Regions from separate parts of the Homo sapiens genome. Here regions 2 and 3 are each linked to region 1. The links are chromatin loops, found by intact Hi-C in ENCODE. Cell type or tissue: PC-3. All regions are shown on one strand. Region 1 overlaps NID2 (nidogen 2). Region 2 has its middle 6.5 kb from the start of LINC02319. Region 3 overlaps LINC02319 (long intergenic non-protein coding RNA 2319).

The links. Hi-C counts contacts between places; a loop is a spot of excess contacts. Peaks named below come from ENCODE experiments on the same cell type or tissue, not always from the same donor. Only the 100,000 strongest peaks of a DNase experiment are listed, where the experiment ranks them.
Region 2: it touches region 1 in a loop (6-fold over the local background); 12 of 110 quality-filtered maps call a loop at or near these places.
Region 3: it touches region 1 in a loop (2.3-fold over the local background); 3 of 110 quality-filtered maps call a loop at or near these places.

The regions. Positions count from the first base shown.
Region 1 is chr14:52,044,250-52,046,749 of GRCh38, forward strand. The region is part of intron 5 of NID2 (nidogen 2); the gene reads right to left. Among named protein-coding and RNA genes, the nearest start is that of NID2, 24 kb to the right of the region's middle. In PC-3, no CTCF peak of the experiment used is centred here; a DNase peak (open chromatin) is centred at 1,142; H3K27ac peaks cover 1,520 bases.
Region 2 is chr14:52,130,765-52,133,264 of GRCh38, forward strand. No RefSeq gene overlaps it. Among named protein-coding and RNA genes, the nearest start is that of LINC02319, 6.5 kb to the left of the region's middle. In PC-3, a CTCF peak has its summit at 1,135 (motif pointing left); a DNase peak (open chromatin) is centred at 1,087.
Region 3 is chr14:52,111,141-52,113,640 of GRCh38, forward strand. It overlaps LINC02319 (long intergenic non-protein coding RNA 2319), which reads right to left. Exons shown (of 3, transcript NR_187197.1): 3 at 1-181. Among named protein-coding and RNA genes, the nearest start is that of LINC02319, 13 kb to the right of the region's middle. In PC-3, no CTCF peak of the experiment used is centred here; DNase peaks (open chromatin) are centred at 671 and 1,421; H3K27ac peaks cover 2,162 bases.

The DNA.
Region 1 (2,500 bases):
CTTTACATTTAACAACCTTTTTTTTTTTTTTTTTTTTTGAAACGGAGTCTCGCTCTGTCGCCCAGGCTGGAGTGCAGTGGCACGATCACAGCTCACTGCAAGCTCCACCTCCCAGGTTCACGCCATTCTCTTGCCTCAGCCTCCTGAGTAGCTGGGACTACAGGCACCCACCACCACGCCTGACTAATTTTTTGTATTTTTTAGTAGAGACAGGGTTTCACCATGTTAGCCAGGATGGTCCTGATCTCCTGACCTCGTGATCCACCTGCCTCGGCCTCCCAAAGTGCTGGGATAACAGGCGTGAGCCACCCCGCCCGGCCAACAACTCTTAATTTGCACAACAACCCTAGGTAGCAGGGACTTTTTTTTGTTGCTGTTGTTGAGACAGGGTTTTGCTCTGTCACCCAAGCTGGAGAGCAGTGGTGCCATCTCGGCTCACTGAAAGCTCGACTTCCCAGGCTCAAGTGATCCTCCTATTTCAGCCTTTTGAGTAGCCGCAGCCACAAGCATGCATCACACCTGCCTACTTTATTTTTTGGTAGGGTGGGTTGGGGGGAGGGGTCTCCCTGCGTTGCCCAGGTTGGTCTCGGTCTCGAACTCCTGGGCTCAAGTGATCTTCCCACCTAGGCCTCCCAAAATGCTGGGATTACAGGTATGAGCCACCACTCTGGCCAGGGACAATTTTTTAACCCGTTTGCAGATAAAGCTGAGGCACAGTAGACTAAAGCACCTGAAGTCGCATAGGCAGTGAGTGGCAAAGGTGGGAACCGAACCTAGGACATCTAGCTGGAGAATCTTAACTGCTACTCTCCACGACCCCTTCAATGGGATCCAAGTACGGAGATCATGAGCACTAGATTAGGGGTCACCACATGTCTGGGGTTAATCAGCACAGACTTCAAGTATAATTCGAGTCATACTTTATAAACTGGGTTTAATGGTAGAAGCAAGCAGGGAAGATTATCGAGATGACTATTACAGCATGTTGAAAAACAGCACAGGTAAGAAATGAGAGTAGCAGCAGCGGCATTAGCTTTTGAACAGTACTGGAGTGCTGCCTGCAGATCCTTGGGAAAGCAGCAAGCTGAGGGTTGGCAGGACAGACAGTGTAGGTTCAAGTGGAAAATCTGATTAGAACATAGTAGGAATGAAGTTATGACTCAAGATTTAGTATAGGGCCTTGATGACTTGGCTAAGAAATTCCAGTTTGATAAAAATAGAAAATTAGGCATGACTCAACTTTATTTAAACAAGAAAGTGACAAGCTTAACTTAAACAGAAAAGTGATATAAAACTCAAGGCAGAAAAAAAAAAAAAAAAAACCCAGGATGGATCATGGTAAAATAGATGGCTGTGAAGAAAACTGTATCACTGTCTATTAGTTTAAGAAAGGGAAAAAAACATTTAGAGTAAAAGGAAATGAATGTAACTTGGATGTGTCAAAATCTCAGGTTTCTCCAGCTCAGAAATTCACAACTAAGTGTAAGGAAGCAGCTACAGGAGGGACTCACACACTCACCAGTGTGCTCATGGCTTAAGGGCCATCAGGACTTTCTCCCAGAGCTCAAGGAATGAGGGGCTGCAGAAAGCGCCAAGCTCTAGGACTCAACCTCAGCCCTCCCTCGGGGGCTTTGTGGAAACTATGCAAACTGTCTTTCAGCTTCCTCATCTCTAAAATAAGTAGAACACCTCTTCCTCACCCCTGCATTGCCAGAAGTCGCATTTCTTCTTAATGTACTTCTGAACACCAAGTAAAAAGGCAATCTGCTATAGGTCTAAAGAACAGCCATTTGGCTGGGCCCGGCAGCTCACACCTGTAATCCCAGCACTTTGGGAGGCCGAGGCAGGCGGATCACGAGGTCAGGAGACTGAGACCATCCTGGCTAACACGGTGAAACCCCGTCTCTACTAAAAATACAAAAAATTAGCCAGGCGTGGTGGTGGGCGCCTGTAGTCCCAGCTACTCGGGAGGCTGAGGCAGGAGAATGGCGTGAATCTGGCAGGCGGAGCTTGCAGTGAGCCGAGATCGCACCACTGCACTCCAGCCTGGGCGACAGAGAGAGACTCCATCTCAAAAAAAAAAAAAAAAAAAAGCCGTTTTCATAATATTCAGATAAAAATCAATCCAAACTTTACAAGCTGTTCTGCCCACAAATTAAGGAAATAACAGGCTTGGATTGTATCTTATTTCAGTTATTTTGTGAAGCCTTATTCTGCAACCCAATTCTTATTCTGAGGCTGAATTATGAAACAAGGAGAGAGAAGATGGAGGAGAGACAGTCTAGATATGGAGAGTTAAACTAGGTGGAGTCATAGCTTTTATCTAAGTAAAAAGAGGCAGGGCGATGCAGCCAGCAACTTACAAGTGCAACTGTGCAAAGGTTTATAAATAGATTGGAAGCTGTACTACATTTTTCTATTACAGAAAAAGAAGTTATAACAATGAGCAGGCTCCCATGAAAGGCTATTATGAGACTTAAACTGTAATTACAATGGGCTA
Region 2 (2,500 bases), 87 kb after region 1:
AAAAAAAAACAAATTACCAAAATGTTAGTTTTTGAAAGATTAGTAGTAATATGGAATCTGAAACCATATCAATGAACTTTTTGTACTCTGTTATATTAAAATCCATTTATTGTCTTACACTTTGAATAGATCTTTTAATTTACTATGTGTAGGGTAAAATAGTCATTCAGTGAGTTATGCAAATCATCACCATTTTGACACATTTCATTATACAATACAAAAAATATCAAATTTATTAATATCACCATCAGATTGATCAGAAAAGTCTTCAGATATGAACTTGTGAAGCTCACTGTGGTAGATACAAGTTTTCTAGATTTCCAAGTTTTGCTTGAAAGCTCACATTTTGTCATTAACACACATACTGTAGTTACTTGTTTTCCTTAAAGGGATAAGCTCACTTTATTTTTGAGAAAACATCAGCCAAATACTGAAGTCTGAAAAACCATAATTTCTCTGTCAGTCACTTTTTTAGTTTTTTTTTTTTAAAGTAAAATTGATGTTCCCCAAAAAGGGAGGAATCTTGTATATGTTGCAGAAGTGTTTTTCCTCAGAATAACTATCCTACTTCAGTATGCAGCAAAACTGTTCTGTGTGTACTCCCATTCTGTCACATTGAATAGTAAAAGGAAATAAATCCAAGCAAGGGTCAAGATTTGATAAAATCAATAACTTTTACCACTTGATCAAGGCCATTCCTAGGTGAAACTGGCTTTTTTTTTTTTAACTGCGTGTGTGTGATAGTGAAGAATACAATGACTGTTAGAAGAGTTTTGTGCCAGTACCTTGATTTGTGCTAAGCTACCAGCAGATTTAACCATCAGTTTTGCACTATTGGTGCAGGTATCAACCCAGGGAAAAAAGACAATATCTTGTTATTATTCTGAAAATAATTTGACTTCCAGGACCTCCTGAAAGGGTCTCAGTGATCCCCAGGAATCTGAGGACATTTTGAGGACCAGTGCTCTACATAACCTTCCTGCCCGGAAGATCAAACTGTAATTTCCTCTAAAACCTCTGAGAGAGTTAGCCTGAACGAGATCACAGAGAGAGAATTGGAAAAGCGCCAGGGAGACCAATGATTCCCGTCGACAAGGCACCTTCTAGGGAAAACTTTTATCCTCTTCTGCCCCCCAGTGGTCGACCACCAAGACCACGGCAGGACCTACCTATGTTAGGCTGGGAGGAAAATGGTTTTTTTGTTGTTGAGGTGGCAGTAGTGTTCTTTTACAGACACACTTCTTCATTCACTTCTAGATCTAAAGTGTATTTGATCCTTTAGCAACCAAAACCCGGGAGCATAAATTGTCATCACGAGAAAGGCTGAGAACAGGGTCTCTGCTTAACTCTGGGGTGTACCCCTGCTATCCTTGCGTCTCAGTGGCCCCAGGGCTTGGCTGTCTGTAGCTGTGAAAACTTTTGCTATCTTTCCATTAAGGAACAAATGATAATCACAGAGCTTTCCTGTTACTTTTCTATCCTCAAAGCAAGCTTTCTTTTAAAAGGGTTCTAATTCATCTACGATAATTAAAGGGAGGCCGACCTGGGATTACGAGGCTCTCCTCTGCACCTCGTTCTGTTTTCACTGAAATATCATAGAGAAAGATGAAATCCACACACAGATGTCCTAGCAATGGCCCCTTTCACACTTCATCATCCCTCTACATTGCAAACCTTTGTCAGTCTGTATCCCACAAACTGTAAGTGCTGTGAGGGCAGGAACTTTGTGGCTTCCCTCTTGTATTCTGAAGTGGCAGACCTGGATATTTGAGAGAAAGCTGAAAGCCAAGGTTACCAGAGGGGTCCATCTATCACCCATGGTGAGGAAGTGGAGGTCTGAGGGGGCAGGAAGACAAGGTCTGGCGTGGGAGGCAGAGGCAGAGGACAGCCCTTGATGTTTACTCTCTCCAGTTCCCTCTCCTTCCCCTCTTGCCAAGCTACCCCACGGTGAGATAAAAACCATGCCCATGGGGCAGAGGTGAGCAGTCTTCACATCAGCTCAGAGAAGATTAAGAGAGAGAAAAGGGAAGGAATGCCATGGGAGCTGGGATTGGGGGAAGGGGGAAGGGGGAAGGAAGTCACTTGCCTGGTCATCTCCAGGAGGCCATTCCTGCAAGGTTATTCGTGCATAAGAAACATGGTGCAACGTTTACCTATGTAACAAACCTGCACATGCTGCACATGTACCCCAGAACTGAAAAAAATAAACTAAAATAAAATAACCATTTTAAAAAAGAAATATGGTGCAAAGATGAATGTATGTTGGGGACTGCGTGTAACCAATAACGTAGGAGGGACAGAAACTCAGAATGCTTTGTGAGGCTGAGCTGAGGGAGGAGGGGTTCGATGATGACCAAGAAATGGAAAAGAGTGGGAACCGGGGTCCTTTGTCACAAGCCTCTAATCTCTCTTACCAAATGGGAATTCTTCACATTTACACTAATGTCAAAGACAAGAACAAGGTTTGGGGCAATCCAACTCCTCATTGTGCTCTTCAAGG
Region 3 (2,500 bases), 67 kb after region 1:
ATAAAGAATGTTACAAAGCATACAGATGAAAGAAACATGGAAGAGATGTATAGGTCGAGGTATAGGAGAAGGGGCTATCTACAGGCCCCCGACCTTCAGTCATCTCATTCACTTACAAAAGACACTCTTTTCACTCCAGAGATTCCAATGGTGTTAGGAGCTGTGTGCCAGGAACCAGGAGCTGAAAGCAAATATATACAGTCATGTGCTGCATAACAACATATCAGTCTAGGAAGGACTGCATTCGCAACAGTGGTTCCATAAGATTATAATGAAGCTAGCTGGGTGCAGTGTCTCACGCCTGTAATCCCAGCACTTTGGGAGGCTGAGGCAGGCAGATCAATTGAGGTCAGGAGTTTGAGACCAGCCTGACCAACCATGGCCAACATGGTGAATCCCCATCTCTACTAAAAATACAAAAATTAGTTAGGCTTGGTGGCACATGCTTGCAATTCCAGCTACTTGGGAGGCTGAGGCAGGAGAATTGCTTGAACCCAGGAGGTGGAGTTTGCAGTGAGCCCAGATCATACCACTGCACTCCAGCTTGGGCAGCAGAGCAAGACTCTCAGAAAAAAAAAAAAAAAAAAAAAAAAAAAGATTGTAATGAAGCTGGAAAATTCCTATTGACGTCATAGCCATCATAATGTCATAGAGCAATGCATTACTCACATGGGTGTGGTGATCCTGGTGTAAACTAACCTACTGCATTGCCAGTCATGCGAAAGTATAGCACATGCCATCACGTATAGTACGTAATACTTGATAATGATAATAATTTTCATTTTTATTTTCTGTACTTGCTGTACTGTACAGATATTATTTTCTGTACTTGCTGTACTGTACTCTTTATCATAACTTTACAGTGTACTCCTTCTATTTGTTTAAAAACAAGTTAACTGTAAAACAAGCAGGTCCTTCCAAGGTATTCCAGAGAAAGTATTATTACCAGAGGAAATGACAATTTCAAGCATGTATTGACCCTAAAGATTTTCCAGTTGGACAAGATGTGGAGGCAAAAAACAGTGGTTTTGATGCTCCTGACCATTCGTAGGCCTAGGCTAACATGTGTTGATGTCTTAGTTTTTAACAAAAAAGTTTAAAAAGTTAAAAAAAAGTACAAAAAAAGCACATAGAATAAGGACATAAAGAAAGAAAATATTTTCATACAACTATACAATGTGTCTTTTAAGCTAAGTGTTATTACAAAGGCTCATAAAGTTTTAAAAATTAAAAGAATTATAATGTGGAAAAGTTACAGTAAGCAAAGGTTAATTTATTGTTGAAGAAAGAAAAGTATTATTTTATTAATTTAGTGTAGCCTATGTGTACAGTGTTTAGAAAGTCTACAGTGGTGTACAGTAATGCCCTAGGCCTTCACACTCACTCACCACTCACTCACTGACTCACCCAGAGCAACTTCTAGTCCTGCAAGCCCCATTCATGGTAAGTGCCCTATCAAGATGTATCATTTTTTATCTGTTATACCACATTTTTTACTGTACCTTTTCTGTTTGGATATGTTTACATACACAAATACTTACCATTATGTTACAGTCACCTGGAGTATTCAATATGGTAACATGCTGTACAGGTTTGTAGCCTAGGAGCAATAGACTATACCATCTAGGTTTGTAAAGTACACCACTGTATAATGTTCATACAATGAAGAAATTGCCTACTGATGCATTTCTGAGAACATCATATCCTCATTAATCAATTCATGACTGTATTTTTTATTATATCATAAATATACTAAACCCAAACTGAATATATCCTTAATTTAAAATCCCTTTAGCCACATCCCAAAATTCCCTGGGCCACTAAATGCCACATGATATGGATGGATGCTGATGGAGGGGAAGTCAGTATAGAAAGGGATCCTGGTTTTACTTTTACAAATTTTACAAAAACATATGACAAGGTGAATACATTGTTTAAGCACCATAATTAATCTCTTCATGCCCAATTACCCACACTTGTGTAGACCATACACATTTAAAAATGACTAAGTGGTCCTGAATCTTTTTATACAGCTTCTTGAAGGGAAACAAAGCAATGATTTCTTAAATCATTAATCCCTATTTACAATGAACCTGAATAGATTGACAAATTTATCCAAAAGAAAAAGAAAGAAAAGAAAAGAAAGAAAGAAAGAAAGAAAGAAAGAAAGAAAGAAAGAAAGAAAGAAAGAGCTGCGCGTGGTGGCTCACGCCTGTAATCCCAGTACTTTGGGAGGCTGAGGCGGGAGGATCACCTGAGGTCAGTTCGAGACCAGCCTGACCAACATGGAGAAACCCCATCTCTACTAAAAATACAAAATTAGCCAGGCGTGGTGGCACACGCCTATAGTCCCAGCTACTCAGGAGGCTGGGGCAGGAGAATTGCTTGAACCTGGAGTGGGTAGAGGTTGTGGTGAGCCAAGATCGTGCCATTGCACTCCAGCCTGGGCAACAAGAGTAAAACTCCATCAAAAAAAAAAAAGAAGAAAGAAAGGAAGGAA